4 separate regions of the Mus musculus genome follow, and all the other regions are linked to region 2. A link is a loop called in an ENCODE intact Hi-C map of the cell type or tissue named here. Cell type or tissue: left cerebral cortex. All regions are shown on one strand.

Region 1 (8,000 bases), 160 kb after region 2:
AATGACTTCTATGCTGTGGTATTTTTTTGTGGGTTTGAGGGCTCTGAATTCAGGCCCTCATGTTTACATGAAGAGCACTTTATCCATAGCACGACTGCTGTGCTTTGGAGTGGCGAATAGACCAGGTGGACTCTAGAATCATCTGTGGATTAGTCCATTGATGAATGCATGGTTGAGTAGTCTGTTAGAAGGTAGCTCTAATGGATGAGCTGGTCCGTGTGGCACACCTTTGAAGAGAGTACCTTACACTCCAGGTCTTTTCTGTGTCTCTCCCTCCTGGTTGCTGTGGAGAGAGCAGCGCTGCTCCATTGCTGTCTTTCACCATTTCAAGGCAGTGGAGACAACTGACAGTGGATCAAAAGCTTTGAAACCAGGAGCCAGAGCCAAACATCTCAGCTAGAGCTTGCTTTACTCAGGTATTTAGTCAAAATAACGCCAAAAAAAAAAAAAAGTAATGCGTCTACTTCATAATAGCAAGGACCCTCCTTTTATGTAAATCATAATCAAGAATCCTCAGTTAAGCCCATTTCCTGGTCTTCTAGGAATGGTCTGCCAGAATAGTGTGATCCCAGGAAGACAGATCTCTCGGACAGTTTGGACTAGCTTTCCAAGCCTCATATTCAGGCATGGGAAAATGCTTGGGTTACATGACTTTATCAATATTTGTGCCTCTATTGCTGGCAGGCAGGAGACCAAACATGGAGGCATGTCACAAGTAAAAGAAGAATAAGTACTCCTTCAGGCTCCAGGGACAAGCTATTGTCCCTCTCAGTTCTTCCAAAGTTTCCTTTTAAGTAAGAATAAAGGAATGTAAAATGCTAGCAGGAGCTAATTTTTAAGGTATCTTTTCATTTATTAGAAATCAAAGATACTGAATTTGACAGACATTCCTCTCCCCCAACCACACACACACACACACACACACACACACACACAGAGAGAGAGAGAGAGAGAGAGAGAGAGAGAGAGAGAGAGACTAGTGTGGCTGTTTTTCTGTTTATCCTGGGAGGCTGACAGATTCATTAAATGGTCTTTCCCACCACTTGGTGGAGTAATTAGCGTGATAAATGAATGTAGTGATCATTTGGGGCTATACAGTGATGTTTATACAGAGTTGGCCACAGTATTCCGCCCCCTCCCAACTTTCAGCTCATCTTTTTCTCATGCAGATTTTTGGGTCCAATTATCATCATTAGCATCTTGAACCAAAGTGCTGAGTTGTGCTAACAAGTGAAACTCAATGTGAATCTCACTGCCAAATAAGCTCATTAAATCCCAGGCACCATGAAACCGCATCTTTTAACAAAATTAGAGAGATGCAGAGTTCTGATGTCCTGAGATGACTCCCCGTGAACACTGTCACACCAGTCAGGAAGTCTGACAGCAAGTTTAATGGGGAGTGATAGATGTCATGGACCTCTCATGGGTAAGCAAAAGGAAGGGACGTCAAAATAACTCAGGAGACTATACTGATTATCCTCAGTTTAAATTTTTCATTAGCTGCTCAAAAAATATGAAATAGAAATATATCAAAAAGGACATACTTGTCTAGAGTAGGCTCCCAAGGTAACCATCAGCATTTAAAGCCAGTGTGTTTACAAAAGCCATGGCAGCAGCGGCTGCCTAGTTTGTCATACTTATTCAAATAAGAAACACAGGATGGAAGTAGAGGGCTTAGTTAAACAAATGGGACATTTCCATGAGTGGCACTCCTGCTAGACAAATGAGAGGGACAGTAGCCATGCCCTCCACCAGCAAGGGAGGACACTCTCAGCCCTGGGGAACAGCACTTAGGCCCTGAAGGTGGTGGTGTCAGCTGTAGTGGGGATGGGCAGCCTAAGGAGTTCCCTCACCTAGTCTCCATTCAGATAACCCCTAAAATGAATTCAGGAAGAACGATTGTAAGTGGAGAGATGGGGTTTATAAAAAAGGATTTAACTTAGAGCTTAAGCTCAGGGGTTAGTAGAGAGGCACAAAAGAAGAAAGAGAGACCCAAAGCTTAGATGTGGGCTTCACAAAGGACAGTCACTTTTTAATTATCTTTCTTATAGTCATAAACAGGGTTTCAGTTTTTGAAGTTAGTATGGTTGAAAGACTGCTTAAGGAACTTAAAGAGATCACAGGGTGTTTCTTGAGGTTTGTCTGACAGAATTGCAGTTGATTAGATAAAACTCTAGATCCCAAAGAGTCAGGAAGTTGGGGTATCCTCATACACCATAAACAAAGTCAATCTTCATGTTGGGAAACTCAGTAAATATACAGAAGAGGGTTATAGGTACTCGGGCCTTAAGCTGAGCTTATTATTTTAATATTCTTAAAAGAAATATTGTCTCTATACAGGCAGTCTTTACAGTGACTATTGCTTGTGCTAGAATTTTTGATTGTTGTCTGGCAAGAGGCTTTAACCAGACTCTGGGCTGAGAGGTTTCTTGTTTTTCCAAGGCCCTTTTCATTCTCTTGTCTTTCTGTCCTGCCTCACTGGGACCTGAGTGGGCCTGGCAGAATGCCTGGAGCTAGGCAGGTGGCCACAGGGGGTTCCCAAATTAAGAGTGAGAGCCAAGGCGTGGAAATGAAGACGTGTACAGTCCACCCACAGATCACAGGGGGGATGGACCAAGAATTAACATTTGTTGGTCCATGACCAGCTTCCAATTCTATTTCACACTATTAGAATTGCATTGAACGCTCTCTGTGACCCTATAAAGGAGTTATCATCAACTTTCCTCAAAACTTGAAGAAAGAAAACCTTGGAAACCTCAGTTGACAGGCTCACAGCTGCAGAGCTCATAATGGCAGAACCAAGATTCTTATGTGATCATCTTACTGGAGCTGTTAGTTAGCTACGGTACCTTTCTACCTCTGTGCAACTGTGAGAGGAACTTGGAGGCCACCCAGCCCAGCCTCCCACCACCACAGACATCCTGTCTGCTTTATTCCTGGTATGGAAATTCAGTTACGTTTAAGAATGAGTCCAGGATCTCTCCAGATGATCATACGGCACTCCACCAAAGTTCATCTTCTTATATTGCACAGCTTCAGCCTTTATCCACACAGAGCCTGGCTAGCTCATTCCTGTTCTACTGCCTGCCTCAAATAGCTAAGGAGAACAATTATGATTCCTCAGGTTCTCTTTTCTCAGGCAAACACCAGTGTTCTTTACTCCTTGATATAAACAATTGCATCCTACCAAGATCGAGAAAGTGCATAATTGGGACACAGAGGAGATATAAAGGAGGAAAGTGTCAGATTTAGTTGGAGGGATTCAAAAAGGAAAAAAAAATACATTGAAAGCAATGAAGTTTGTAATGTTGGTATCTTGCCAATCAGAAATGCAGGTTGAGCAAAGAAAGCAGTGAAGAGAAAAGCTACAGCTTTGGACTGGGTGTGAAGATGTATGGTGAAGTAGACAGAGAAAGGCTTTATCCCAATGAAGCCTAAAACAGCATCACGACGTCAAGAGGGTAGCAGAGCTTGGCTGGGAAGGATGGGGAGGAATGAGAACAGTTCTTGGAGTAGACAGTATAAGACAGGGAAGGAGAGCCTGTTGGAAGATGGCCGTGGTGATGCATTCTTGAAGTTTAATAGAATAAAATGAGGGGTTCTAAGGTAATCTAACACATGAAACTTGGCTTTAAGATTTTCTTTTAAGTAGACAAAAATTAGAATTGGGTTTGTTCTCTGGCTTGAGTTTGTTGGTGATAATTGTCTGAGGACATTGTATCCATGTAAGATGGCTCCAGGGAAGATGTCTTAAATAGAACCAAGCTTGGCCATTGGTGAAATAATACACAAAAGATGGCTCAGCCCAGTATTCTAGTGCCTGGATATGTCTCCACTTCTGGACACATATGGACTGCCTCAAATCTGGATTCTCTGGGGGAATATATCCCATATCTGTTTGCCGGCCATGAGTCAAGAATGCTTCTCACTGACTTACACAGTATTTACCCAGATACAGCGTCTCAGCAAAGCATGTGGGTTTCAGATCAGGGGACTTAGCATTAGTTATTGGATTCTTCAGCATAATGAGGCAGTGACATAAATCAAGAAATGGACTCAGCTCAAAGTGGCAGCTTAATAATCACAGCTAGCTGCTGGCGCAGACATAATCCCAAGGGGTGTGGGAATACTGAGGCAATGAGGAGAGTCATAAATATGGAAGCAAGACCTTACAAAAGTCTCCAGGGAACCACCCTTTGCCCCACACAGAAGTACAGAGACTTCATCTCAGGTCACTTTTCTGTTGTCAGTGCTGTAGAAAGCAACCAGAAATTTCCACCTGAAGACTTTCAGCAAGTAGAAAAGTTGCAAAGAACAAACAGACACATCCTCTGTGCATTTATCCAGTGTATAAAGAACACCCACAATTGAGGTAGGGAAGGTATGGCTACACCTTAAAAGGTGGTGGTAGAGGAGGAGGAGGAGGAAGAAGAGGGGGAGGTGGAGATATGTCTGAGGTGGAAAAGGCAGGGGACTGTACATGAGGTAGGAAATGTTAAAGGACTGTGCATGACATAGAGAAGGTACAGTGTGCCTGAGTATACATGGTAGAGGCTGTATTTGATATGGAGAATTTGAGGGAGCTGTGTCTAAAGTAGACAAGGTGAGGGGCTCTACCTGAGGTGGAGAAAGTGGGAATCATGCCTGAGACCGTGAAGGAGAGGGGCTTTGCCTAAGGTGGAGGTGATGGACTGTGAGTGAAGTAGAAAAGGTCCTGGAGGACTCTACCTGAAATGACTTAAAATTGGCTTTGGATCAGAGTTGGAGGTAAGGGACTGTACACAGGTTGGAGAATACGGGAGCTTTACCTGTAGTAGACAAGGCAGGTGGCTTTACTTGGAGTGGGGACGAAAGCACAGACAGATCTACATGAATCCTGTGAGCCCGAAGAGTAAAAGGCTCTAGGTCTTTTTTTACACCTCCAACACATATGGCATTTCATATCATCTCTCAGCTTACAAATCTGACTCAAATCAGGGAGCAGGCAGAAAGATCAGGTCCCTGCCATCTTGACAGGTTGTGTTAGCCTTGCCAGTTTTATAGCCTGGTTCAAAGTTTTCCTTACAACTCTTTCCTCAGGTACTGGCCCACTCCCTTTTCTCAACACTGTGAAGAATCTTTGTCCTGATTCTCTGAAAGGCAGTCATGACCCAGAAAAGCTAAGCAACATGTTCAAGGCCACAGAGTAAATACATTAACTAACTAGCCAGGTCTGCAGCTTGCCAATAGGATCTGGTCACTTTCCTGTCACACTCCCTCAGGGGACCTGGAAACAGGGAATGGAGCTTTTTCTTCTGCATCTGGTTGTGACACAGGCTGCTACTGCCTGGTCTTGCACTGCCATATGACAAATGTACTCATTTGGCTTGATAGAGAGGGAGCCCTTCATGCTTGCTCCACACTGATGGATGCCTGGATATGCAGAGCCTGCAGGTCTACATACAGGCCTCCACTCCCTGAGCTGTCACGGAGCACGGCACAAGTTCATTAAACCTGGATTATTTAATGATAGTTAATAAGATAAACTTCCTCCCAGAAGCCAACAGGAGTTGACATTGTCATCTCTTAACTGGTACTCAGGAGCTGATGAGGCACTTTCTGCCACCAGAGACTGGGTCTTTAAGGCTCTTAACAATAATAGGTGTGCATAGTTGCCTGAGATGGAATCTTATAAACATGGGATTTTTAAAATCAGGTTAACCCCTCAGCACCCACACAAGGCAGTATGGCTTCTATGTACCTAGAAAACTTTAGGTCTCTGCTGAAAAGAGCATTTATCCCTTAAGTATTCCCAGGACCCCATACCTGGTTCCATCAGAGGCCCAGGAGCACATGGCTTAATTCAGGCTCAACATCTGAAGCCATTCCTTGCAGACAATATATGCTTCGGAAAGGAACCAATCTCTATGATACGTATTTACTTGGAATAAACTTGTCGGCCAAAGGTATGTACAAAATGCAGACTGGCTTTCAGGCTCAGGTTTGCTGTTGTAGTTCTGTCAGCTGCAGGAGTGTGAGCTTGTGAGCTAAGCTCCTTGACAAGCATCGGATGAACTATTACTTGTGGCTAAAGAGATCCCGGGCTGGAATAAAGGCAGAAGACTCCTGCAGCTATCTAAACCAGCCAGTCACATTCCTTACCCAAAAATGTCCCCGTCACAATAGAGAGGTTATTAAAAACAAAAGGAAGGAAAAACTGATCGAAGTCACAAGCAGATAGAATGAAAGCACACATACATTATTGTATACTGAATATTGTTATTCACTTTATAATTCACTTGCAATATTAATAGTGCTGTTTTTCATACACACTCATGCTGCATTTTTCCTAGTGGGGATTGGATTTTAAATAATCATTAATTGGTAGCTGTGACTTAATTATGTACATTTCTGTATACTGTGACACACAGCCACAGGAAGAAAAAGAGATGTGGGCTTGAGATCCAACTGCTGGTTAAGTGAATTTGTGCTTTAACTCAAAGTCAGAGATATCAAGTGACAAGCCCTATGCTGATCATTGTGATGAGTGTGGTCAACAAAATGCTCAACATGAATAAAATGTAGAAATCCCTCAGTGCTGAATTGTCTTGGAAATATAGTGAATAACTTTCATTTTATGTACACAAAAATGTTTAGTTTTATTTGATAAATATTATCACAATTTTTTTCATTTTTTTAGATATTTTCTTCATTTACATTTCAAATGCTATTATAATTTCTATAGCAATAAGTATCATTACTGTCACAACTCTACATTTACCTAACCATCCTTTTTTGTTGAAATGGTGGCTTCTAAATTAAGGTTTTGAGAATGTAGGATTCCTTAGCACTGTAGCAGTTACAAAAAATCAGGATAGACAATGAATAACATCTCTAGTGGCATGTCAAAGATGCAGTGACATATGGAGATGGGATCCCTCAGTGTACTGAAATAGAAAAATAAAAAGGATAACCAAGAGCAACAGATTTAGGTACATAAACCACTGCATGTGGGTCCTCTTGGAAGTTACTGCTAGCTGGAAAGGTAAGCCAGATAAGCCAGAAACTATGTCTAATGATAAGGAACTCTGTGGTATGTGCCTATTGCTGCTTCCACGTAGTTTTTGCTTAGTTATCTTCAGGTTCTTGTACTTTTCAGCATAATTTAACTATTGTTCAACATTAGGAAGTACCCTAGGAGAGGATAGGCCATCATTACCTGAGTCAAAGATGCTGAGATGCTCACAATAAGGCAGAGCCAGCTGTTGAGAGTGTAACTTGGCTGTGAACAAAAGTTTAGTCATTCACAAAGCTGCACTATCAGCATGGTTGGCTCATCCCTGTTACTCAGAGGATCTCATGCTTTCAGTCTACAGTTAGAGCATTCTCTTCCTAATGAATAGGTCTAACGTTCTCTCAGGACACAGAGCATCCCTTTGATGGGATATCCCTTGCTCTCACATACCCATCAAAACAGTCACCTGATAAGTAATGTGTGTGTGTGTTTCATGTCTATGGATATCATTTTCTGTCATGTTTGTGAGCTTATTACCTCACTGGTCTCAGGAACTTTATCAAATTAATACTTTTAATTCAACAAGTTATTATTTGTTGAATGAATATGCTTGAATTTATTTTAAAACTGTTCACCAGAGCTCCTTGAAGTGGCTTATGAGATGGTCAAATATCAGGTAACATTCTACCAATACTGAAAAATACGTGGAAAGCATAAATGTTTAGCGTGCACTAGATCTCAGGATGTGTTTAGGGAGGTTGGATCTTGTAGAATCACTAGTAGAGATTGTTCTAAATATTCAGTTTACAATTCCTTCACCTCCAAGACTGAGAGCTGGACCAACATCAAGAGTGACTTTGCAAATCGACTGTAGCTAATAGCACAGTGGGATTTATGAATCTTAAATTTGCTACTACTGGCAAGATGGCTCCTCTTCCAGATTACAGTTCAAAACATGTTTGTATGTAGTTAGCTCCACATACCTGCTTTCCCTCGAACAAAGAGA
Region 2 (8,000 bases):
TCACAGTGGGGCTATTTCAAAGTCTGACCCTCGTGACTGTAAAAGTTATGTCAATGGAATTAGTAAAAGCTAATCTTCAGAAAATAGTATCCTAGGGGAACTGAGGATGTAGCTCAGTTTGTAGACTCCTTACCTAGGGTGCGTGTACCCTGGATGTGATCTCCAGATGCTTATCTGTAATCCCATCACTTGCTTGCTCTCTTTCCATATGTGCAGAAAGGTGTGTGTGTGTGTGTGTGTGTGTGTGTGTGTGTGTGTGTGTATGTGTATATAAATGCATACATATTTTAATCTAAAATAATTTATTATTTATATGCTTCATTATGAAGCACAAATAATTACAGATTTGAACATCAAAAGTCCACTGGATGATGCTGGAATTACCTTAGAATCCCATAAAGCCTGCATTTGAGAATTGGGACATTAGGGATTAAAAGAAAGAAGAAACCTGCCTAGGGAGGGTTCTGCAGTGAGCTGTTCAGATACGGGTTGTCTGTTTCAAGCTTAGCACAGTATTTCAGAAATATTCACAGAAAGATTTAGTAAAATGTGATTACATGGTAGGGATAGGAAGGTATGCAGTTCTCTGACCCTTGAGTCATGGGGATAGAACATGTGCTGCAGTTCTGAGAGGAAATGTTCTTTCCAGATAGAGTAAATACTTGAAAGAACTCAAGTCCAAGATCCATGCCCTGCCTCTTCTCTCTCTCTCTCTCTCTCTCTCTCTCTCTCTCTCTCTCTCTCTCTCTCTCCCTCTCCCCCTCTCTCTCTCTCTTTCCCTCTCTCTCTCTCTCTCTCTCTCTCTCTCTCTCTCTCTCTCTCTCTCTCTCTCTCTCTCACACACACACACACACACACACACACCAGATCTGTGAACATGTTCTCACACATGGATTAATGGATGGCTGTGAGGATGTGTGACCGACATTTTTCTCTTATGTCTTAGAGTTTGCTGCTAAAACATGCTGACACATGTCCTCTTAAATAAATACACTTTCTCATCTCTACTGATCTGTTTAGAAGTAGCAATGAATTTGTATGTGTGTGGGGGGAGGGGAGACAGAACACATTTGTCCTTAGAATTAAAAAAAAGCAACTAATTCAGAAAGATCTGGCAGGAGAAGAAAGGCATTTTATAAATTATCAATAAATCAGCATATAACCTTTTTCCTAAAATAAACTGCAGCTATTTATATAATCCAGGTGGAGACTGTGAGAAAGGAATTATACGCTAGAGAGATACAAAGAATCTTTGTTTTTGAAAGCAGATGTAAGATGCATGCCATATACATCTGCCAGTGTGGATGACTATTATACAGAAAAGTGACTCTCTTGAAACTCAAGCACATGATTCGCGTTTTTCTCCCTACCTCTCTATTTATATCATTGTTGTTGTATTTGAAATTACTCAAATTATATTCACAGGCCAGACTAGGACACATACAGAAGAAGTTGTATTTTATGACCAAAATTATCACCACTTAAATCTGCTTCCCCCCTCCAAGTTGCTAATGAATTGTTTTACAGGGTGAGAGCATCTTACCAAGAGACATTGTCATGGTCATGAACATGGTGACATTCTCTTAAGTACAGCAGAAACTAGGGGCACATTTGGACGTGGGGAGTGTCTGCCCCACTTGTTTCTATGATCCCAATTTTGGGGAGTAAAAGGTTTGCAAAGCACAATGCTGTGGACTCTGAAGTCCTTCTTGACTATAGCTAGAATTATATTGTTCCCTTGGACAACATTAAACTGTTGACAGCTGAGGCCACATGCTTTCCTGTAAGATGTGATGTTTCATTTTTGATGAGTTCATAAACTTTGAAACACAACAATGAAACTGTTATGGTAATGCACGCGTCTCATCCTGCTCTGCCACAGAAATCTTGATGCTCTGAGCTAAACAGGAAGCGTCCTGACAAGAAGACAAGTCAGATGAGCAGGGGAGGAGCGTGGAGGTCTAATCTCTGCAATTTTGTCAGTCTCCTAAGTCATTTGTCATGTTTCATCACATCATCTCAAGCTTTCTATCCCCTCTGGGACCTGGCTGATCAGCCCTGAAGCTTTTAGCTGTTGATGTGATAGGAAGCCTGCGCTCCCATGAGTGGAGCAGACTATTCTGTACGTGCAAGGCCCAAAGAGCCATTTCCACTCAGCACTTCTTTATTTAGCACGTCCTATGGGCATGCTTCCAATAAAGTCCTACTCCACACCAGGAAACTGGTTCATTAAGCTTGTGAAAGGGCAGGCTGGAGGAGGAAGGGTTGCTCACCAAAGCCATGAGTCCACCTAAGCCTAGAGTGACAGGAGATTGTGTGCCATTGACCCAGTTGGGGAGCATGTTAATGCTATACTGATATTTAGGGGAGATATTGAGATGATTCATATTTTGCTCTGAAGTAAATGTGGGAAGAGGAATTCTAAAGCTGAGGAAATTAGTACAAATTCCACGGGGAAGTATTTGGGATACACTGAGTGAATGTTTTTCTTGAACATCCAGGGTAAGGGAGATAAGGACAAAGGAGTTTAGGAATAGGTCATAATATGCTTTAAGAATGAGGACAAGAATTCATACTGATTCTACAGAGAGAGAAGTTCATATTACAGATTAGTAACCAGGAAGTGACATGGAGACACAGAATAGTAGACAGGATGTGACATAAGATCACAGTTTAAGAGAAAATAGGAAGTGAACCACAAGAGATAATAGGAAGTAACAATCAGAATCACGGGAGAGAACAGGAAATAAAGTAATAGCTTAGTAGAGACCAGAAGTGACATAGAGTCACCGGTAAGAACAGGAAATTACATAGTCAGAGTCAGAGGAGAGACCAGAAAGTGGGAGTGTTAGCTACAAGTGGGAGATTGGAGCTTCTGCTGCTGGTCTGCCAGATGAGCCCACCTCTCTGCCATCTGCCTGTTCTCCTGTGCCTGAGACTAATCATATTCCATCTGAATTTTACATTTTTCATATAAAACATACGCCCACACTCTAAAAGTGCTGCAGTCTAAGCTTATTCTTCCTTTTGAGAAATGGTTCATCCTCCTACTCAGTTGTTCAACTAAAGAACCAAATATAGAAAGCAATAGATCTTCCCATCCTCAAGTACTCCGTCTCCCACTTCCCACATCAAACCAATAATAACCTGCCTCCTACCCTGTGAGTCTGCTCAGGTCCTCTTACTCATTGCCATTCCCCTGGCTTAAAGCAAGACCTTGCCAACAAATCCAGCTAAAATTTCTTCTTCCCATTACAGCTTTCATGCAGCTGCTAGTTATGCTAAGACCATAATGTTAAATCCATGTAAGTTGGAACTGCTTAGATAAGCCCTCATTGCCAATGATGAAATGTATCCCTTCGACTGTCATGAAAGCATCTTCATGGACATGTCTGGACTTCTGTTTTCCAAGTATGTATTCTTCTTCTCACCACCACATTTTCCCACAAAAATGTATAGAGAACATAGTATGTCCTTTTCCTGATTGGCTAGCTCAGACCCATCCTCTAGGACCCAAGATGAATCTTCCCTTTCTTGCATCTTGACATCAATGATCTCATATTCTATACTGTATACTTTAACTCAGGAAACAGAGCTATCAAGTATGTCTAATTTGTTGGATTATAACAAGACAAGTTAGCAAATGGCCTTTCATATCAGACTGTGATCTGCTTAAAGATAGTGACAATCTGACTGATCTTGGTCTTCTGTCACTATGTATAAAGACACAGCTGAAGTTCTGTAGATCAAGGGAAGGACATAAATGATAATGGAACCTTGGTGTGAGAATAGCTCTCAGTGTGTTGTTTCTTTACCAGGGTCTCTGGTTGTCATTAAGTTTATTTTGCATTCTTCTAGGAAATGAGTTAACAAAGAAAGCATCAATGGTGATGTCTATGCAGAACCTATATGGGGTTACACCCACATATCACATTTTAAATAAGCACTTACATCCCTTTAAAGAGTAATGATTACTATTATATCTTAGAAATATAAACATGAGCTATGCAATGAATTTGTTATATTATTTGAGAATTTTCATCCCAGAATTTCAAACATTGCATCAATATATGATGCATTAGGGAAACATGGTCCCTATAGAATATATTCAAATTCGAGATTGTTCATTTGATTGCTTTCTGCATGGATGCCTTCTAGTAGGTTTTTCTTCCCCTTCCCTCTCTTGATCATCTATCTCTAGCAAGGACAGGTTTTGCATTTTGTTTGCAATATTGGATTTCATACAGAAGTAATCATTTGGCCATATATTTGTCCTGAAGTTTTTTTTCCCATTTTTTATTAGATATTTAGCTCATTTACATTTCCAATGCTATACCAAAAGTCCCCCATACCCACCCCACCCCCACTCCCCTACCCACCCACTCCCCCTTTTTGGCCCTGGCGTTCCCCTGTACTGGGGCATATAAAGTTTGCAAAGCCAATGGGCCTCTCTTTGCAGTGATGGCTGACTAGGCCATCTTTTGACTGAAGTTTTTACTCTACAATTTCTCAACAAGAATTCATTCTGGTCACATTTCTCATTGTGTCAGATGCAATGCTGATTCATGCTCAGCTTCTATGAGGCCTTCTTAGGTTGCTTTTATCCAAGTAGATTGTATAGCCAAAGCCATTTTAATACTGAGAGGTTGGAGAGCTTGGAGGGAACTTTGCTTGCCACAGGAACACATGGCATTTCTTTAGATTCAGGAGCCTAATATCACCTAACTTCACACTGTCTCCAAGGTTCACTTGCAGGAGAAGAAAGGTTAACCAGATACCTATCACAATAAGATGTTATTGAACGCAAAATAATGGTTCTAGGGAAAACTAGAGATTTTCGAACATTTAACAGGTACCAACTGTGGCTATTTCATCTACTTCTGATAGCAACGACTCTCTGTCTAATTCATAAGAAGGAAAGGGAGAAATTCAAAGACAAAATCCTCAAATAGGAAAGACAAGTGATGAAAATGGGTAATCTTTTCTCAATTGGTATTCTTCTTCCAAAGAATTCCTCCAGATTTTCTGAAACTTCCTGAAATTCACTTGTCAAGAACGAGACGCTCCTTCCCTTCCTGCTCACCAAACTCCTAAGAATTAATGCCATTGCTGGGATCATTCAAATGTCAACTCCTTCGACCTTGGTTCATAGTCAGCTCTACATTCGAGGAGGGAAACAGTCTCTACACACATGCCCTCTGGTCTGACTTGATGAGGCCCTCATTCTTGGCTCTCTATAAGGCTTCCTTGAGCCTGTTTCCATTCATGTGTAATAAGAATGATGACCATTGCATGACAGAGGTGGAGATCCTGCCCAGATCCTCTAATTTGATCTTTTTCTTTTACTTAGAAGTTACTCTCATTTGGAGTTTTGTCATCTCATGCCAGTTTGCACTGTGTTAAAAAGCTAGCCACCCTATACTAAATGGCAATGACAATTTCCAATCCAAACCAGTGAGAGATCAAACTAAGAAAGAAAATTAGGCAAATCTGGATAATACCAGATGCTGTCCTTTGGCCTCCCCATGTACTGAAACCCACCATAGGCATTCATGCACTAAGGTTGCCTTTTTATTTTTTTTTTCTCCTCTGTCTGCTTTCCTATTTCCCATTTAACCCCAGCAAGCTCATAAACAAAACAGCACAATCCAAACAACAAAAGAAGAACACTACACCACCAGCCCCTCCCCTCTGAGATAATTCAGAACCTGAGCCAAACAGCTACAGAATGGAGGCCAAGCATTCTCCTAGAGCCTGGGGGATGCTAAAGAGCAAGAGATGGCATTTGGGGTGATGGTGAATGGCCTATGAAGAGGAACCAGTGCTGATGAACTACTTATACACAAGTGGCCTGAAGAATGTTGGTTCTGGCAGGGACAATGCTGTCATCCCAAGCAATAAATGGCAGCCCTTTCTCTCCATTCCCTCCTTCTGGAGGTCCAAGTGTTCTGGAATGAATGAAGAACAATGAAGAATACCTGGGGCTAGCTGCCACTTCCACTCAGCCCTCTCTGGAGCTGGGAACTTTCCCAGAGAAATGTCAGTGGCTTGAGGTGATTTCTCTCTCGCTTTTTTTTTTTTAATTCTGCCACGCAAAATGTCAGACTTTCATATAAAAGTGGGTTGCAGGCAACTTTTGCCACAGAAACATTTTCAGTCACAGCATAATGACAGGTGGATCTGTCTCAGGGAAGGGTAACAGAGCAGGAGTCTGACCCCAGTTTCCCCTCAGGAAATACCAGATAAGGTAACACTAGGTCTGCTTTGCCTGAGGAATTCAGGTTGTGTTTTTAGTCTCTTCTGTTTTGGGAACAAAGGTGTTTTCATGGTTGAGTAGCAAGACCACTAAGGTATGAGAAATTGTGAAAGAGTCCTTACAGGATGTTGCTAGATGAATTTCTTTCAATCGATCAACATGACTCAACAGAAATCAATGGCTACCCGTTACAGACTATGAGATGCTGGTTGCTGTGGTCAACTACTCCACGTGAAGCAGCTTACAGGTGCTTTGGCTCACAGTTTAAAGGGACACAAGCTCACACAGAAAGGAAGTCATAAGGCAGCTGCTTACAATGCATTCAGTCAGGAAGACAGTGTGATAAATGCCAGTGCTAAGCTCACTTTCTCTTTTCCATTCAGTCTTAGACTCCAGCACCCAGGATAGTGCTACTCACATTTACTGTGGCTCTTCTCACAGCAATTAGCATAATCTAGAAACTTCCCAATTCTCCAGGATGGTTCTAGACCTTGTAAAGTTGACAATCAATACTGACCATCACAACTAGGAAGGAGTCTTTTTCAAAAATGGGACTCCTCAGCAATCCTGTGTTTTCTCCACATAAGGTGGACGTACGTCATAAAGAATAAACCAGGTCCTCACGACAGGAGACTAAAAGAAATCAGGAAAAGCCGGGGCAGGTCTCTCCTTCCAGGAATCCTGGCAATTAAAATTTTGAGACACATTGTCCCCAGGCTGCTTCAGATCTGTCTTTCAGAGACAGATTTGGGGAAATAACAGGAGCTTCACACATAATCAGTGTAAGTTTAAGTCTGGGCCTTGCTGCCTACAAGCTGTGTGATTTTTGTCAAATTATTTAAATTTCTTAAACCTTGCTCTCTGTTACATGTGAAACAAGGGAAATGGAAGTGTCCTCTAGGGCCACTGGAAGTCTATGTCAAGCGCCTAGCATGGCAGATGTGGAGTACACTTTTAGAAGGGTTTTAGTCCAAAAAGCACTAAGAGTCTCCCAATAATCAGGGCAGTACTTCTCCTAGTGGCTAGGATAAAATGTGGAAGTTATGTGCCATGCAAGACATTTAGACAACAGCACTGAAAACTGTCTGTTTCAGTGGCTTCTCTGAAAGATACCTAGGTTTTCAAGACACTTTTTACAGGGCTGTCAGCCATGATTTAACTAGAACTTTCTTCTACTTATTTATGCTTTCCCCCCTGTCCTGTGTGCTGAGAGAAAACATCCAAGTCTACTGTCACCATTTCAAGTGGCACTGTTTCTGTTTGCAGAGCTGACTCTCTCTTCAGAACGAAGATTTGCTTTTAGACAGATGAACCCTGCTCTAAAACTTCCTAATTCCATGTTTTCACATGATCCCATGTGATCCTAAGCCCATAGAGCAGGCTCCTGAACCTGTACAGCTACGGTGCCAGTTGGATGAAATGAACCATACCCTCTGTAATCACATGACAGTGTCCTCAGCAGACAGTTGCCCTCTTTGATTTCCCAGGCAAGCCTGTGTTAGTTGTATCCATGTTTTTCTTAATATACTGATTTGAGCATTTTTCTTCTTGGATAATTTTCAACTTGTCAATTATTTCGCCCTCTGATTATATCCAGCTTTCCTATGGCATAGATGAAAGAAACAGCCTGTTTCTCACTGTGGGTTAGGAGAAAATAGGCTAGCCATTTTATTGTGAGTCAATGGGACAGTGTTGGGTTTTAGAATAACATGCTTCTGAAAAGGGCTACTTTGGCTACTACATT
Region 3 (8,000 bases), 180 kb before region 2:
ACAGAAAAAAACCCATCACTATTACTGTTGGTAGGAGAAAGGTGCTAAATCAATTTATTTTCTCTTCTGTACGTGTGAAAACTACTAAATGTAAGCTAATGGAATTGCATGTTGAACAGTGAATGTCTTGCTAGACTCTGGTTCACTTTGTGCCAGAAAGTTCATATTAAGCCAGTGCAATTATCAGAATTATTTTTTAAGTGAAAATTGAATTGAAGCTTCTTATTAATGATTTGGCTATATTAAAAAGCACTGCCCTCAGAAATAAGTGGGGTCTAGAGAAGTGATTGAAGCTAACCTCAATGAGTAAGCCATGGGCAAAGTCACAGATGTAATGATGACGGTCACAAGAGTGGCCCAGGAAATTACTCAGACATTAGGTAATAATGTTCTTAAGAACACTATACCTTGGATACAGTTCCCACCTCTCTTATAGGGAAGCCACGGAATAATACTTCTTCAGAAATCTTATCAAAGGAGCTAGGCAGATGCCCTCAATCACACCACTAGCCATTAAATTGCTTGGGATTGGTCTGTTGGATGTCACCAGTCCCTTATTCCTGTGGCTATAGCTCTAGACTCATGGATCCTCACTTCATAAGCCCCAGTGCTGTGCCCCTCTGTGTTAACAAAAGTGTTAATGTGGACACAGCATTCTGATTGTAAAGTCTTGTGCATCAGATAGGTATCTGAATTGAGAACTCTAGAAATGCAGTGGGGAGAGAGCATGTCACACAGGGAGCACATATAACAGACATGTGACATCTTCAGAAGGGTCCAGAAAGTACCTCCTGACTATAACTGTGACACCCTCAGAAGGATGGAGGTGGTGCCTCCTGACCAGGTATTTTGACATTTCAATGGTCAAAGGGTACACAGAATCGACCTTGGAGCCAGCATGTGGCCTCAGAGCAGGCCAGTGGGTTTCTCATTCTCCTTGTATAGCCAATGAGCCATCAGAACTTTAGGGATTTTGATTTCTACACCCGTGAAGAGAGCCTTTTACTAACCAAAGAGTAGCTGTTTAAAATAACTCACTGTCATGTGTGTTGTAGGAATTTGGTGTTCCATTCTCTAGGCAAAAGTACACATTTGTATCATAAAACAGATTAGATCAGTATATGGTTGGCCTGGCCAAGAGTCTACAGCTGGTATCCATCACTTCTCCCTCTCCTTATGAGATGGTGAGGTTATAACAGCAAGTGACTGAAGGGTACTTAGAGACTTTAATAGTCTCTATAAATCATATTTTCCCTGATAATGTATATTTTCATTTTTCAGGATATAAACAACTAACATGTCTTTTTAATCCCCAAATAATTTTCAAATGTATTCGGAATTTTAGAGGCAAAGACTGATTTCCCCACATGGTTTCAGTGTCTAGCAGGCTTGTAACTTCATGAACCATCAGGCTGACCAAGGTCATCTTGTACGTTATAGACAATTAAGAGCAAAAAGGCAGCCATGTGGGGTCCTGATGGTTACATCTGAAAACTCAAAAATGTTCAGGAACTCATAAATTAGCCCTGTTTAATGTTTATGAAGATAATTAGGGAAAGATTGCTTCAATGTAATAACTTATAAAAATGAGACCTTCTTTTTAAAAACCTGGTTTAGAAAGCATTCATTTGCCTTCAAGAACTTTGGAGGCTGATTTATAAGATGATTCACCATCTGTCTTTTTTGGGGGCAAAAAAAAAAAAGGGAAAATGGTTAGATTCTATTTTGGGAGGTGAATTAAAATAGTAACAGTACATTTCACAGGAGCAAGAAGTAGAGGAGCTAGTATTTGCCATTGACCATGGGTCCTCTTTTCCGTAATGTTTCAAATATATTAAAGGGAAAGAAATAAAATTGGCTGTAGAAAAAGTAGATCCTGAAAAATGTTGCTAGTAGACTCTGTGTATGTGTGCATGTACACGTGAGTGTGTGTGTGTGTGTACTTGTGTGTGTGTGTGTGTGTGGGGTGTGCCTGTGAGGACAGGATAGGTGTGGGACAGGCTGGGATGCATGTAGAGGCCAGAGTTCTTACCTTGGGTATTATTTCTCAGGGGTTATCCACCTTGTGCTTTTTGTTCTTTGTTTGTTTGTTTCTTGTTAAAGGATCGGCTCTCACTGGACCCTGGGGCTCAACAAGCAGTGTGGCCTGATACCCGCCTTGGCTACCCAGCATTGAGTTTACAAACACAGCACTGCACTTGCTTTTTTGCTTTTTATGTGGCTGCTGGAGTTTGAACTCAGACCCTCCTGCTTGTACAGCACTCTCCTGCCCTGTTCCCTGTCGCCAGGCTTGTAATCAGCCCTTCCCAAGTTTTATTTTTATTGTACTTGTTGTATATATGGAACCTATTGTACAAATCAAATTTCAGATTTAAACATAATCACTCGAGTCGCACAATTAGTAATTTTTTTTTTACTTTGTGGGTGAATCTGGTAGGCTACTCAAATGGTTTGTTTTCAATATCTAAAGGCCCTGTAGTCATCAAACCCCATACATGCTATTATCCACTTCTTTGTGATGAACACTTTGAAAGCACAATGATTCAGTAATTGTCCCAAGGCTTAGTTCATCTTTGTCTGCTTCTAAACACTCTTTCACTCATACTTGATTTTTAATTCTGCCAAAATTATTGGTCAATTATAAGCACACACCACATAAATGGAAAACAGTCATTCTAGTGTTGCAGGGCACCACATTCGAGGTCATGGTGGTTTTTTGAGTCACTTCTCTCATCCAAGTGGAGTTGTTACCCTGTCATCATTCACATGGCATGAATCATACATGCTGTCCTATAACGCTTGATATCCAGTTCTGGCTATAATTCCAAATTTATCTGGAGTGTAAATCATCATAAACTGTCCTGAAACCCAAGCCTGGGTCTGGAAGCCACATGTCTACTCCATGATGTGAGGACAAACTACCTTCCCCACCCCTTGTCTATTGGCCTTAATTGTCTCATTCATCTTATTTAGATCATGAGCCATTGGTGAAGTTGGAGACTATTGGATGTGGACCCAACAGGTCTCCATGGTTATCATTTTCCATTAGGTAAGACAGCGCTGATCCAAGGTGATCATTTCCTGAGTGTCTGGCTGACATGTTTGGCCTCAGACACCAAAGTCCTATACATGTGTCCACATGGGTCTTATTTCAGTTTTCATGGTGATTTGCGATTGAGTGTTATCCACTTTATAGCTCTTAGATTATTTTTTCTCACATACTCCAATCCTGAGTCTTCCTAATAAATATACATGACAATCATTTGTAAAAGGACTCATGTCCTATATGAAAATTTCAGAAAGGAAAATCAATAAGGTTGAGAGAAAAGTAGAGTTGGAGTTAACAAATTATCAGTGTCACTGTATAGAAGAAAATCTAACATTTTCAACAAAACAAAAACTGTTTTATTGAAACCAAACCAAAATGGCCTCAGCACTTTACTCAGGAAGATACTGTGCTCCCCTTCTGCGACCTAAGGTGACAAAGGAACTAAACTGCAAGAAACAGCACATATACAGAAAATTAGCAAAGATTCTAAACAATCAGCTTTCAGGCTGTGAAAACAACAGGGAATCGGGTTATTATGGGAAGGTCACAGGGATTTTCAGGGGCTTTGGAGGACTTGGAGGTAAGCAGGAACTCACAGGTGACACATACTTAAGCAAACCATTCCCTAAGAAAACACCCCCTTATGTGCACCAAGAATGATTATAATATTGTTTCTAATTGAAGGAAACTGGAAAGAAGCCAAGACTCAGGCTTGATCACCAATACATCAAAACAAAATCAAACCAGCCACAGTAAAGGCTGAGCTACTTGCACATTCTTACCCAAATCAATGTCAGCAGCAACACAGCATAACTGCCAGGCCCCCACCCTGCTCGCCAGGAATTAGCTTTATCCTTTGCAGCTTACTAGTGTCCTTGGACTGAATTCTTCCTGAGATGCTGAGAGATGGACATTTCTTCCAAACAGCATTTGAGGTTGCTCGTGATCAAAGCAGTAGCATACTTCTGCTCATCTCTCATGCTACCTAGTGCTGTGGTACTAAAAATTAAAAATTAAAAAAAAATTTTAAAAAATGAAAGCAAGAAAAAGGAAAGAGCGGCTATCTCTTCTGAGTACTTCTCCTTTATCAATCCACTTATCCTTTAACTCTTAAATGTAAATGCTGGAGGGAAGTCTTTCCAGAGCTTCTACAGCTCGAATGTACTTTTATCCCTACATGGTATCACTGTCTGCACATGGTGGCCCTTCATATGTGTGTCGACCTCTCTAATTAGGCTTATAAGCTTCTTAGAGTGAGAGATGGCATTCTTTCTGTTTGTATACTTGATTGGCATAGTACTTACTGTAGAGAAGGCACTCAGTCAATGTTTGTTAATTTAATTGGAATTAGCAGTGTTCATAGTTGTTTGTGTATTGTATGTGGGGGAGTAAGAGACAGGGGGTAAGGAGGGAGGGAGAAGACATAAAATCAGTTAACTACATTCGTAATTTTAAAGCATTTGCTTTTGACATTTCGTTTTTCTTGAAGAATATTTTTAGTAGATGACAATGATTCTAAGTTCTGCCCAGCTTTTCACAGTATGTGGAGTGCCACCTGATTTAGCTTTACTACCAAATTTAGTAAGGGAGTGAGCTTTGCTTTCTTATTTTAAGTATCAACATAGAGACGAGTGGGTTGAATTTTAGGACCTGTTCCTAAGAAAAAGTACTGTGAAACTCTTCAAATGTTTACAGGACAAATGTTTCATTTGGTTTTTCATTTATGTTCAACAACCAACCTAAAGATGAGGGTCTTGGGGGACAAGGGTTGGGCATCTCTTCTTCAGGAGATGTAAGGATTTTGTTCAATAACCTGTTGTGTGGAGACCATGCTCAGTGATTACAGTGACTGAAAGAAGAAACTCAGAATGCACCTTTTTACACTGATAAAGAAATATTCATTCTTGGGGGCTGGCAAGCTAGCTCAGTAGACCCAACGTGCTTGGTACCTGTAGACCTGAGTTCAGTCCCTGAGACCTGAGATTCACATGGTTGAAGACAAGTACTTATTCCCCTAAATTGTCCTCTGAACTGACATGCACACACTACACACAAGAGATACACACAGAGAGGGGAGGGGGAGAGAGAGAGAGGTAGAGAGAGAGAGAGAGAGAGAGAGAGAGAGAGAGAGAGAGAGAGAGAGAGAGGTGGTGGGGGAGAGAGAGGTAGAGGAAGAGGAAGAGAGAAATTATTTATTCCTATAGTCATAGACTAGAGTGAGGCCTAGGTCATGATGTCTAGGAAGACATGCATTGGAAGATAGTAGTGATCTCCACAAGCATCTATGTGATTGGGATCCTTTGTTAGCCTTGGTTTATTTCAGGATGCATCTTCTATTTGCTTGCTTGACTGACTGATTGGTTGATTGATTGATTGATTGATTGATTGATTGATTTCAGTGAGTATGTATATATGTGGCTATGTGCGCACACACACACACACACGCACATATATATATATATATATATATGTGCGTGTGTGTGTATATGTGTGTGAGTGTATGGATATGTGTGCATGTTTGTACTTCTATCTGTGCATGTGTGACTTCTCTGTGTGTGAATATGCTTGTATATCTAATTTCTTGAAGTCTCATACAAGTCTCCTGATTTCTCTAGTAATCCCCTTCTCAAGTACAATTTAGTTATCCATAGTAGGGCTCTGTAAAAAAGTTGTACAAGCTTTTAGCCATTCTACCTAATATTGTTCTGGGTCTATACATCAGTGGGAAGGGCATGGACTCTACCTCGGTAGAATTGATCAGAACTCCTGTGCTGAACATGGTCATGCAAGAAGGAGTGGCTAACCATCATCTTAGCTCTTAAAATGCTTAGAGCACAGGGTGGAAGGACTATGGGTCCTGGCAAGTGGCTACAGGGCAATGAACATACCAGTGAAAAAGAGACTCTAGTGGCCTAGAACAGCAGTAACTACTGGAAACCTGGTCCCAGGGAAAGGACTCTAGATGTGAATATGAAACCAGCACTGAAATCAGAGCTTGAGTAGGATTTACAAAGTAGGGTGAGGTGCTAATTTGGGCATAATTGGTGATAGAGAAAACCTTGGCCCCATGTTACTCCAAGGCTTTGAGCTTGAAGAAGCCAGCCAGTGAGAAATCACTAGAGAGAGATCACAACTTGCTACATTCTCTCTCTAGCATCCTGTTCTTATTGATGGATTTGATTCATGTTTTCCTCAATTTGGAAAAATTCTAGCAACAATGTTTTCCTATCAACTTGCACCTGGGAGGCCTTGGGAACAATGCCTTTCCCTGAAGCTGACTGATCCAATACAGTTCTCCTTGGTACAATATCCAAACAGATTTAGGCTTCATCACCTAATGATTTAAGCTGTTGTGTTGTTGTGTTGTTGTTGTTGTCGTCATGGTTGTGGTTGTTTTCTTTCATTGTTTTTCTTTCTTTTTTTTTTTTTATTTGAAATTTTTTTTATTTACACTTCAAATATTATCCCCTTTCCTAGTTTGCCCTCCGAAAATCCTCTATCCCCTCTCCCCTCCCCCTGTTCCCCAAATCACCCACTCCCATTCCTGCTCCTGGCATTCCCCTATACTGGGGCCTAGAGCCTTCACAGGACCAAGGACCTCTCCTCCCATTGATGACTGACTAGGTCATTCTCTGCTACATGTGTAGCTAGAGCCACAGGTCCCACCATGTGTTTTCTTTGATTCGTGGTATAGTTCCAAGGAGCTGGGGGGGGGGGGGTTAGTTCATATTGATGTTCCTCCTATGGGGCTTCAGTCCCCTTCAGCTCCCTGGGTATTTCTCTGGCTCCTTCATTGGTGACCTTGTGCTCTGTCCAATGGATTACTGTGAGAATCCACTTCTGTATTTGTCAGGCACTGGCAGAACCTCACAGTACACAGCTATATCAGGCTCCTGTCAGCAGGCTCTTATTGGCATCTGTTTATGGGGTGGACCCCAAGTGGGGCAGTCTCTGGATGGTCCTTCCTTAAGGCTCTGCTCCGAACTTTGTCTCTGTAACTCCTTCCATAGGTATTTTGTTCCCCATTCTAAGAAGGAACGAAGTATCCACACTTTGGTCTTCCTTCCTCTTGAGTTTCATGTATTTTGCAAATTGTATCTTGGGTATTCTAAGTATCTGGGCTAATATCCACTTATCAGTGAGTGTATATCATGTGTGTTTTATTATTTTGTTATTAGGTTACCTCACTCAGGATGATATCCTCCAGATCCATCCATTTGTCTAAGAATTTCATAAATTCATTGTTTTTTAATAGCTGAGTAATACTCAATTGTGTAAATGTACCACAGTTTCTGTACCCATTCCTCTGTTGAGGGACATCTGGGTTCTTTCCAGCTTCTGGCTATTATAAATAAGGCTGCTTATACTGGAACGTAGTGGATAATGTGTCCTTATTACCAGTTGGAACATCTTCTGGGTATATGCCCATGAGAGGTATTGCTGGATCTTCCAGTTGTACTATGTCAATTTTCTAAGGAACTGCCAAACTGATTTCCACAGTGGTCGTACCAGCTTACAATCCCACCAGCAATGGAGGAGTGTTCCTTTTTCTCCACATCCTTGCCAGCATCTGCTGTCACCTGAATTTTTGATCTTAGCCATTCTGACTGGTGTGAGGTGGAATCTCAGGATAGTTTTGATTTGCATTTCCTTGATGATTAAGAATGTTGAACATTTTTTCAGGTGCTTCTCAGCTATTTGGTATTCCTTAGTTGAGAAATCTTTGTTTAGCTCTGTACCCCATTTTTTAATGGGGTTAATTGAATTTCTGGAGTTCAGCTTCTTGAGTTTTTTTGTATGTATTGGATATTAGTCCCATATTTGATTTAGGATTGGTAAAGATCCTTTCCCAATTTGTTGGTGGCCTTTTTGTCTTATTGACAGTGTCTTTTCCCTTACAGAAGTTTGTAATTTTATGAGGTTCCATTCGTCGATTCTTAATCTTACAGCA
Region 4 (8,000 bases), 150 kb after region 2:
CCCTCACCATCCACACCTACACTATCACTGACCTCATGGGCACAGGCTCCAAATGAGCAGTAAGGAAATGCATGTAGGTATTTGGGTTGGACTCATTAAAGAATTTTCTACTAATAATAGCTTTTGGCAGATGCTGGAGATCTTAAGGAAAAAGGCCAATGCTTACCTTTCTGCATAGTTTGAACTTTAGTCCTTCATGAGTGAAAGAAAGGAAAACACCTTCAACAGGACGTGTGCCCTGGTTTCAATGGCAACTTCAGCCTGAAGACTAAAGTTTTCTTGTCAGGAAAGATCCTCCTGAAGGCACCCTAGGAAAAGAAAAATCTAGAAAATTTCTTTGTCTGAGATTGACTTAATTTCTAAATATTGTCATTCTTCACCAAAACATGTATTTTCAAAGATAAATTAAATATAGAAATGAAATTTATAGCAATAACACTCAAAAGATTGGATCTTCTAGGTAATAGAACCTGCTCACCCAGGAATATCAAAATGAGCAGTGTAGATCAGTGGTGACAATTGTATTGAACAAAGGCTCAGGCAGAGCCTCGAAAGTAGAGGCTTCTCCCCTCAGGGAAGGACTGCAAGTGCTGGGCTGCATTTTTTGGTTGGCACAACTAGATTGAGTGTGATATTGTATCCTAGTGGGCAGAGATTGGGACAACTCTAAAGAGCCTGAAATACATAGGTCGATCCCCAACAAAGAATTATCCAGTCCCAAGTGTTGATGGTGCACAGGTCTACAGAATAGGAGTGAAGGTGACATAGCCAGAGACTCCAGGTTATCTGAGCATGCGCAGAAGAGAGGAGGCACTGTTGTTTCTTATTGCCACCTCCATGCCTTGGCAGGTGTCAGGATATTCCCTGCTCATCCAGGCAGTAGATAGTGGCATTCCTGCAATGTCCTCAACGACAACTGTCAACATTGATATTTCTGATGTGAATGACAACAGTCCAGTGTTTACACCTGCCAACTACACTGCTGTGATTCAGGTAAGCAACTCTTGGCTGCCAGGTACTACCTGTGTGGCTCAGCCTCTTCCATCTGCTCTGGCTTGTTGGGTTGGGTATTCTCTACAGATTAACTCAGGGTAGGAGACTCTAGCAGCTGGAGCTTACAACCAACAGTTTCAGAGGCTGAGAAGATCAAGGTGAAGGCCTTCACCGATCTTGTATCTGGCAGATGCTCATGATATGTTCCCACTTGGCAGAAAAGACAAACATGCTCCTTTGGGATTTTCTATGAGAACACTTATGGTACCTCAAGAGTCTATCCCCATTAAGAGTCTTAGCACCATTGTATTGGGACCTAGTTATCAGTCTGTGGGTAATTAGTATTTAATACCAACTTGTCTATTCCTAGGGAAGGTGTGAAAACAACCTGTATTTCCACCACAATTGTTGAAAAGTGTTATTGAGTATTGTTTCTTCTAAGTATTAGATGCTCCGTATACACAGCCTGTTCCCATTGCTATGTGTCATGGATGGTTCACTGACACAGATTTTCCCACTCCTATGCACACACATACCATAGAATTGAAAGAGCCATAGGTCTATGAGCTTAACTAGACATCTCAAGATCATGCAGCTGGCACATGATCAGAATTTGAACCTGACTCTGTCATGTAAACATATAATATGAATAATCTTTCTGCAGTAACAGGCCATCTTTAAGTATTCTTCTGACAGAGAATAGAGATCAATATGAACCATCCCATAGACTTCAGGATAGAGCTCCTTAAAAATTCACCTTCCATAGACAATTTTTTAGGACTTTAAAGCCACCTGCCTTTAAGTTGGGCTTTAAGATAGAGTAACTTACAGCTGGTGCTCTCCTTTCAGTGAAAGTGGCCGATTTCTCCAGTAGTTTATTATTCAGAAGTTAGCTTGTGAACAAGGTACCTGAGTTTCCTCTGCTGGTGGCTGGTGGCTGGAAAGCTGTGTAGGAAGAAAAAGAGAACCAGACTGGGTGTGGAAGGCTTGGAGACACAGCAAATTATCTTTATGCCTTACAGATACATAGGAATTCTGGAAAAGTACAGTGGCTCTCAGGTACTGCCAAGGGCTTTGTGAAGGAGCAAAATAAGAATGGTTAGGTCTCTAGAGAACACTTTGTGATAAGATGGAAGCACTTGAGTGTGGCTGTCTATGAATCGCCTCCTTCACCCTACTGACACTGAACTATCTGGGAATCAGGCTGAGATGTTCATGAATAAGCACAACCACTGTATGCTTATCCCTGGCCCCTTTGTCAATGCAATCTTCTTCCTTCCTGGAGAAAATGGAGGTTTTCTCTCCTCTGCTGCTGCCAGCAGCCATGCGTGTGATTGCTCTCCTGCCTTCATTCCCTGCACCTCCTCCACTTTCTCTTAGATTTCAGTGGTTGTGGTCTCAGCCTTTGGTTTTATGACATGCTTCCATCAGCTGGACAGACTATTCACAGGTGTGGAAGTCAGCACTGAGAGCACATGGTCAGGGCCCCTCCCTCTGCAGGCTGGGCCTGACTGTAATTTCACACCCTTCCTTCTTAGACAGTGACCCCAAGGACACACATTCGCTCACTCTTTCAGTTTTTTTCTGTGGAGGAAATGGCCCTCAGAGAATGAGCAAACAAATCAATAAATCTTCTGTTTTGTGCAGTGCTGAGTATGTTGTCTGTGTAAGGTAGTAAATCTTCACTGGATGACATGGTCCCACGGTAGGCTCCTAAGGGAGGCGGTGCCTGGAGCTTGATAACCAAGCAGGCAGGCATGTGGCAGAAAAGAAACCTCTGTGATTCTCTCCTAGTCCTTTTTCAAGACTGTCTCTCCTTTTACACAAAGAATAATGGGCTTACCCTAATGCCTGGTTATCTTTTTTCTCTGTTTTTTTTTCTTTTCAATTTTCAATTTTTATTATTTAATTTTTGAGACAGAGTCTCACTATTTACTCCTGACTTACCTAGAACTCATTCCTTATTCAAGGCTGGACTCAAACTCTTGACAATCCTCCTGTCTCTTCATCCAAGTGCTAGAATTATAATGTGATCCACCATTAAGTATGCTTGGCTATACTTAGTTATCATAAACTAATTCAGCATATGAATTGCTGGTCACCCAGCACCACATATCATGGTCCTTATCTCTGGAATGTTTCATTTCCATACAATACTAAATCCTGAAGCTGGCCATTCACAAGATAAATAAGAAATCTACTATCAGGCCAAACGATTCTAAGGCTAAACTATTACACAGAGGATTAAGAAAACCAATATTGATCCTACCTACAAAAACCTTCATCTAATGCTTTCAAAGTGAAGAAGATAAACTTTGACCCAAAAAGTAGGTATGACCTATCTTCATGTTCCTGTTTCGAGCCATGTTTCCAAAATGGCGGCTGAAATTGATTGTGTCCCTCCTCATTTTGATAAATGTGCTGTCTACTTTCTGTCCTCTAGAGGAACATGACCCAACTGTGTTGTGAGGTGGATTATAAAAACCCATTTGGTTTTATATATTGACTAGAAGGTTGCTTACATGCTAATGTCTGATGTAACATTCATTGTATTACAGTGTTAGACTTTGTTTAACCACATCTTATCTAGTATGAAGACTCTTCCCATCCCAGCAGGGTGGTGCTTTCTGGCCCTGGGTGGATTTCCACCTTCATCACAAAGGGTAGAAAGAGTGTTGCTCAGTGCTGAAAGTGACAGACAGGTGGAACCTGGTTGTGTCTTTGGACCTAGAAACCCATTCAGCCAAAGGCTGGTGTTATCATCTGAAGAGAGTACAATCTCATGACACATCTATGAGGAGGCTGCTAGAGATGGGAAAGAGGATGCTTGCAACTCCAGCCTGTTTTCAGTAGACATTAAATACCGTGGAGAGGGAGGATTTTGTCTGCCAAATGCCTGGTGTTCTAGCTTGGCACTCCCAGCCTGTAATGATTTTTTTTTTAATGTGATGAGAGGTGTAATTTTAACTTCCTTTTTAAAACACTCCTTTATACAGGAAAATAAGCCAGTGGGTACCAGCATCTTACAGCTTGTGGTGACAGACAGAGACTCGTTTCACAATGGGCCTCCCTTTTCCTTCTCTATTTTGTCGGGAAATGAAGACGAGGAGTTCATGCTGGACTCCCATGGGATCCTACGGTCTGCAGTGGTCTTCCGGCACATGGAGTCTCCAGAATACCTACTGTGCATCCAGGTACAGCTTTGCTCTCTGTCCACACTGGGTGCTGCTTTTCTCCATGTCTGCCCTTCTGCCTGTTAGTTGGGTTTTCCCTTGTTCACTAAGTCAAGATAGCTCATGATAGTGAAGGAATTTTCCTCTTCTAACCACAAATTCAGTTTCTTACCGATAAAGACAGCTTCTGTGAATGAAATGCAAGTGAAACTGAGCAGGAAAGAGGAGTGATCACTACTCAGCATGCGTGTATCCGGAGATTGTTCCTGGGGGGTGGACAGTTGGCAGATCTCAGTGTGTACTGTAGTAAGTCCCGGGGTTGTACCTGACTCTTACCCATGCTTCTAGTATGCTAGCTAGAGTCTGCCTCACTGAGGGAGGATGTCAATCACTGTCATAGAAGACTTGGCCGTGTCATGGCCTCTGCTAGATATGCCTTCCCCAGTGAACCTGGGAATCAGATGACACTGGCTTTCCAGTATCCCAATCCTTCAAGTTCAATGGCCTGTATGACAAAAAAGTCAGCACAAGGAGGCAAAAATGACAGGTGTGCAAGGGTCACAAAAAGGAGCTGTCACTGATCAAAACCATGGAATTTCTGTGGCTTTACCTATAGCAAGATTTAGATTTCAGCCATAAAACTGAATGATGTTTCAACCCACTGTCACCCACAGAAAGCTGCCTAAGGGTGACAACCCACTGTTACCCACAGGAAGCCATTTTGAAGAGTGGCTTATGGTGGCTCAGTGATTCTCAGTGCTCACATTGAATTAATTGTCATCTTTTTAAATAAACAAAAGCTTGTTCTCTTCCATTCCCAGACAAATTAGAAAATAGTGGCTCTGAGGACATCTGTGACCTCTCCAGTTAAGACCCTTTGTCCAAATATTTAAATAATGTCATATCACAGGACATAAACTCCAGGTACAAGGGGAATTTTCGGTGTCCTCTTAGAGCCCTAGCAGAGATCTCTGAACACCCTATCCATCCTCTAGAAAGTAGGCATCACACCTCCCACAGTAAGTTTTCTGCTTTCCTCATAGGAAACATCCACCATTACTGGCAAAGTCATTGTTCTGCCACCTTCTTTCCAGTGACTTATGCCTTTCTGATACTTTTCTGGCCTGTGGCATTGGGGTGGGCAAACTCTGGCAGGCCTGTGAAACTCAACTCATCAACGTCCTTTGAGTTATCCACAGTTTGATTTCAAATTCAACCTAGTTTACCAAACTCCCTTCCAATTTTAGGAGTCTCCATTTCAGGATCTCTTAACTCATATAGCCAAACATGGCAGGTACTTATGCTAACTATGTGCATACGCTTAACTATGTGCTAAGTATTTCTATGGGTGATGCCTCTGCTACCTGTTTTCTAATAGCGCTTGCCTTTAATTCTCACAATCCTCAGGAGGCTAATATTATTGTTACACTCATGTTAAGGGTGCAAAACTTAGAGAACTCATGTAACTTACTAAAACCACAAGTAGATTGTATACAAAGCTGAGATGCAAAGGGAAGCCTGTGTGCTGTCCAGGGCTTGGCTCTCCATTGCTGTCTGCACTTGAGGACACAGGTCCTATGTTCCAGCTCTGACTGCAGGGTCACTGGATCCCTGTGGGCCTGGCTTTAATCTGGGACATGACACCACTGACTCCTTCGCCAGGCATGATAGGTGTTCATTAAAGCTCTGCTCTCACGGCGAGTTCCTCTATGAAGAGAGAATGGGGTTTAGCAAGCTGCCTATTTCCCTTCTGGTGTGTCATCTTTTGTACTCTAAAGCTTACTATGATGTAATTCTCATTTAACTAATGGCACTTCTTCTATATGCCAAAAGGTGTCACCTGGTCCAAGCAAAAGGAAAGAATCCAACAGAAAACAAAAGATTCCTTTTCAAAGTGGGAACATTGTTTATGAGATATTTTCCTCTGCTTTCTGTCCCAAATGAAAACAAGACAAACCTGATGCGGGCATACTGGGTCTTATAACACTCATGCTGCTAGACTCTGACTCAGCCCCACTGGCTTTATTGTGTTAACACATTGTATGGCCCATAATACAGTACCCAGAGAATGACTGAAGGTGATAAACAACTCCTCTACTTAAATGTCCATCCTCAACATGTTTCAGAATAGTGACAAGGGAATGAGGAGATTTGAACCTGGTAGAAGGGGCAGATACCCTCTGCCACGGGGTGATATTTTAATAATTATTCTTAACTCCTTGTTTGTCCTTTTCTTGTTGTCCCCAGGCAAAAGACTCAGGAAAACCACAGCAAGTTTCTCACACCTACATCCGTGTCCGGGTCATTGAGGAAAGCACTCACAAACCCACAGCCATCCCTCTGGAAATTTTCATTGTCACCATGGAGGATGATTTTCCTGGTGGTGTCATTGGAAAGATCCATGCCACGGATCAGGACATGTATGACGTGCTCACGTTCGCCCTGAAATCAGAGCAGAAGAGCTTGTTCAAAGTGAACAGTCACGATGGGAAAATCATTGCTCTGGGAGGGCTGGACAGCGGGAAGTATGTCCTGAACGTGTCTGTGAGTGATGGCCGCTTCCAAGTGCCCATAGATGTCGTTGTGCACGTGGAGCAGCTGGTGCATGAGATGCTGCAAAACACTGTCACCATCCGCTTTGAAGATGTGTCCCCAGAGGACTTTGTGGGGCTGCACATGCATGGGTTCCGGCGCATTCTGAGGAATGCCGTCCTCACCCAGAAGCAGGACAGTCTGCGTATCATCAGTATCCAGCCTGTGGTGGGCACCAACCAGCTGGACATGCTGTTTGCTGTGGAGATGCACAGCAGCGAGTTCTACAAGCCAGCCTATCTGATCCAGAAGCTGTCCAATGCCAGAAGACACCTGGAGAATGTCATGCATATAGCAGCCATCCTAGAAAAGAACTGCTCGGGGCTGGACTGTCAGGAGCAGCACTGTGAGCAGGGCTTATCACTGGATTCTCACGCACTCATGACCTACAGCACAGCTCGCATCAGCTTCGTGTGTCCACGTTTCTATAGGAACGTGCGCTGCACCTGTAATGGTGGGTTTACCTAAATGGATTACTTCCTACATTTGGCTATTTTTATCACAGCTTCTACAATCTACTTGCCAAAAGCACCCAGAGAAGGTCAGAGTTTGAGGGTGAGGTCTGGCCTTGCAGGGGAGTCGTAGCAGTTTGAGGGTGCAGTCTGGCCTCGCAGGGGAGTAGTAGCAGTGAAAAGCAGATGCATTTGGTTTCACATGTACCTGGAGTCATAAAGCAATGTGAGGAATTCTGGTACCCCACTTTTTCTCTTTATTTTATTCAGTCCAGGACCCCAGACCATAGGATGATGCTGTACACATTCACAGTGAGGCTTCTCTAATCAAGGAAACCTTTCTGGAAATATCTCTGTAGATACACTCACAGCTATTTCCATACTGACTCTAAATCTAATAGAGCTGACAATAAAGATTAGTCCTCATACCTCCCAACTCTGAAATGCCACTTTTGCATTTAATCACTCATTCAACTAAATAGTAATTCTCACATGCTCAATATCCAGGATGGATGCTGGGGGTGCAGAAGAAGCAGGAAATGTGATCAGTTGGCCACCACAGCCATGGAACTTTAGTCTGTGAGGAATGTCCACTTCCAAGTATCCATCAGTATCATTGTGCATGTGGAGCATCTGGTGTGAACTTCTGCAAACCACTGCCGTCACCTGCTTTGATCTAACTATTGGAGTATAAGCCCTTGCAGCAGGCTCAGTGAGAGGCGGCATCATGTAGGCTGAGAGAAACTCAGGTAGGGATCAGAGAAGGACTTGCCCGAGGAAAGCTTAAAGG

What was found. Hi-C counts contacts between places; a loop is a spot of excess contacts. Peaks named below come from ENCODE experiments on the same cell type or tissue, not always from the same donor. Only the 100,000 strongest peaks of a DNase experiment are listed, where the experiment ranks them.
Region 1: it touches region 2 in a loop (1.9-fold over the local background); 2 of 42 quality-filtered maps call a loop at or near these places.
Region 3: a loop joins it to region 2, with 2.4 times the contacts of the local background. A loop is called at or near these places in 3 of 42 quality-filtered maps.
Region 4: it touches region 2 in a loop (2.3-fold over the local background); 2 of 42 quality-filtered maps call a loop at or near these places.

The regions. Positions count from the first base shown.
Region 1 is chr9:15,948,678-15,956,677 of GRCm38, reverse strand. All of the region lies in intron 19 of Fat3 (FAT atypical cadherin 3), which reads left to right. Among named protein-coding and RNA genes, the nearest start is that of Mtnr1b, 78 kb to the right of the region's middle. In left cerebral cortex, no CTCF peak of the experiment used is centred here; DNase peaks (open chromatin) are centred at 1,223, 2,913 and 3,413.
Region 2 is chr9:16,109,167-16,117,166 of GRCm38, reverse strand. The region is part of intron 3 of Fat3 (FAT atypical cadherin 3); the gene reads left to right. Among named protein-coding and RNA genes, the nearest start is that of Mtnr1b, 240 kb to the right of the region's middle. In left cerebral cortex, no CTCF peak of the experiment used is centred here; DNase peaks (open chromatin) are centred at 2,167, 3,029 and 4,626; H3K27ac peaks cover 2,153 bases.
Region 3 is chr9:16,285,841-16,293,840 of GRCm38, reverse strand. All of the region lies in intron 2 of Fat3 (FAT atypical cadherin 3), which reads left to right. Among named protein-coding and RNA genes, the nearest start is that of Fat3, 210 kb to the left of the region's middle. In left cerebral cortex, no CTCF peak of the experiment used is centred here; a DNase peak (open chromatin) is centred at 4,602.
Region 4 is chr9:15,958,956-15,966,955 of GRCm38, reverse strand. Fat3 (FAT atypical cadherin 3) reads left to right here. Exons shown (of 26, transcript NM_001080814.2): 17 at 850-993; 18 at 3,990-4,187; 19 at 6,414-7,212. Among named protein-coding and RNA genes, the nearest start is that of Mtnr1b, 88 kb to the right of the region's middle. In left cerebral cortex, no CTCF peak of the experiment used is centred here; a DNase peak (open chromatin) is centred at 3,868; H3K27ac peaks cover 385 bases.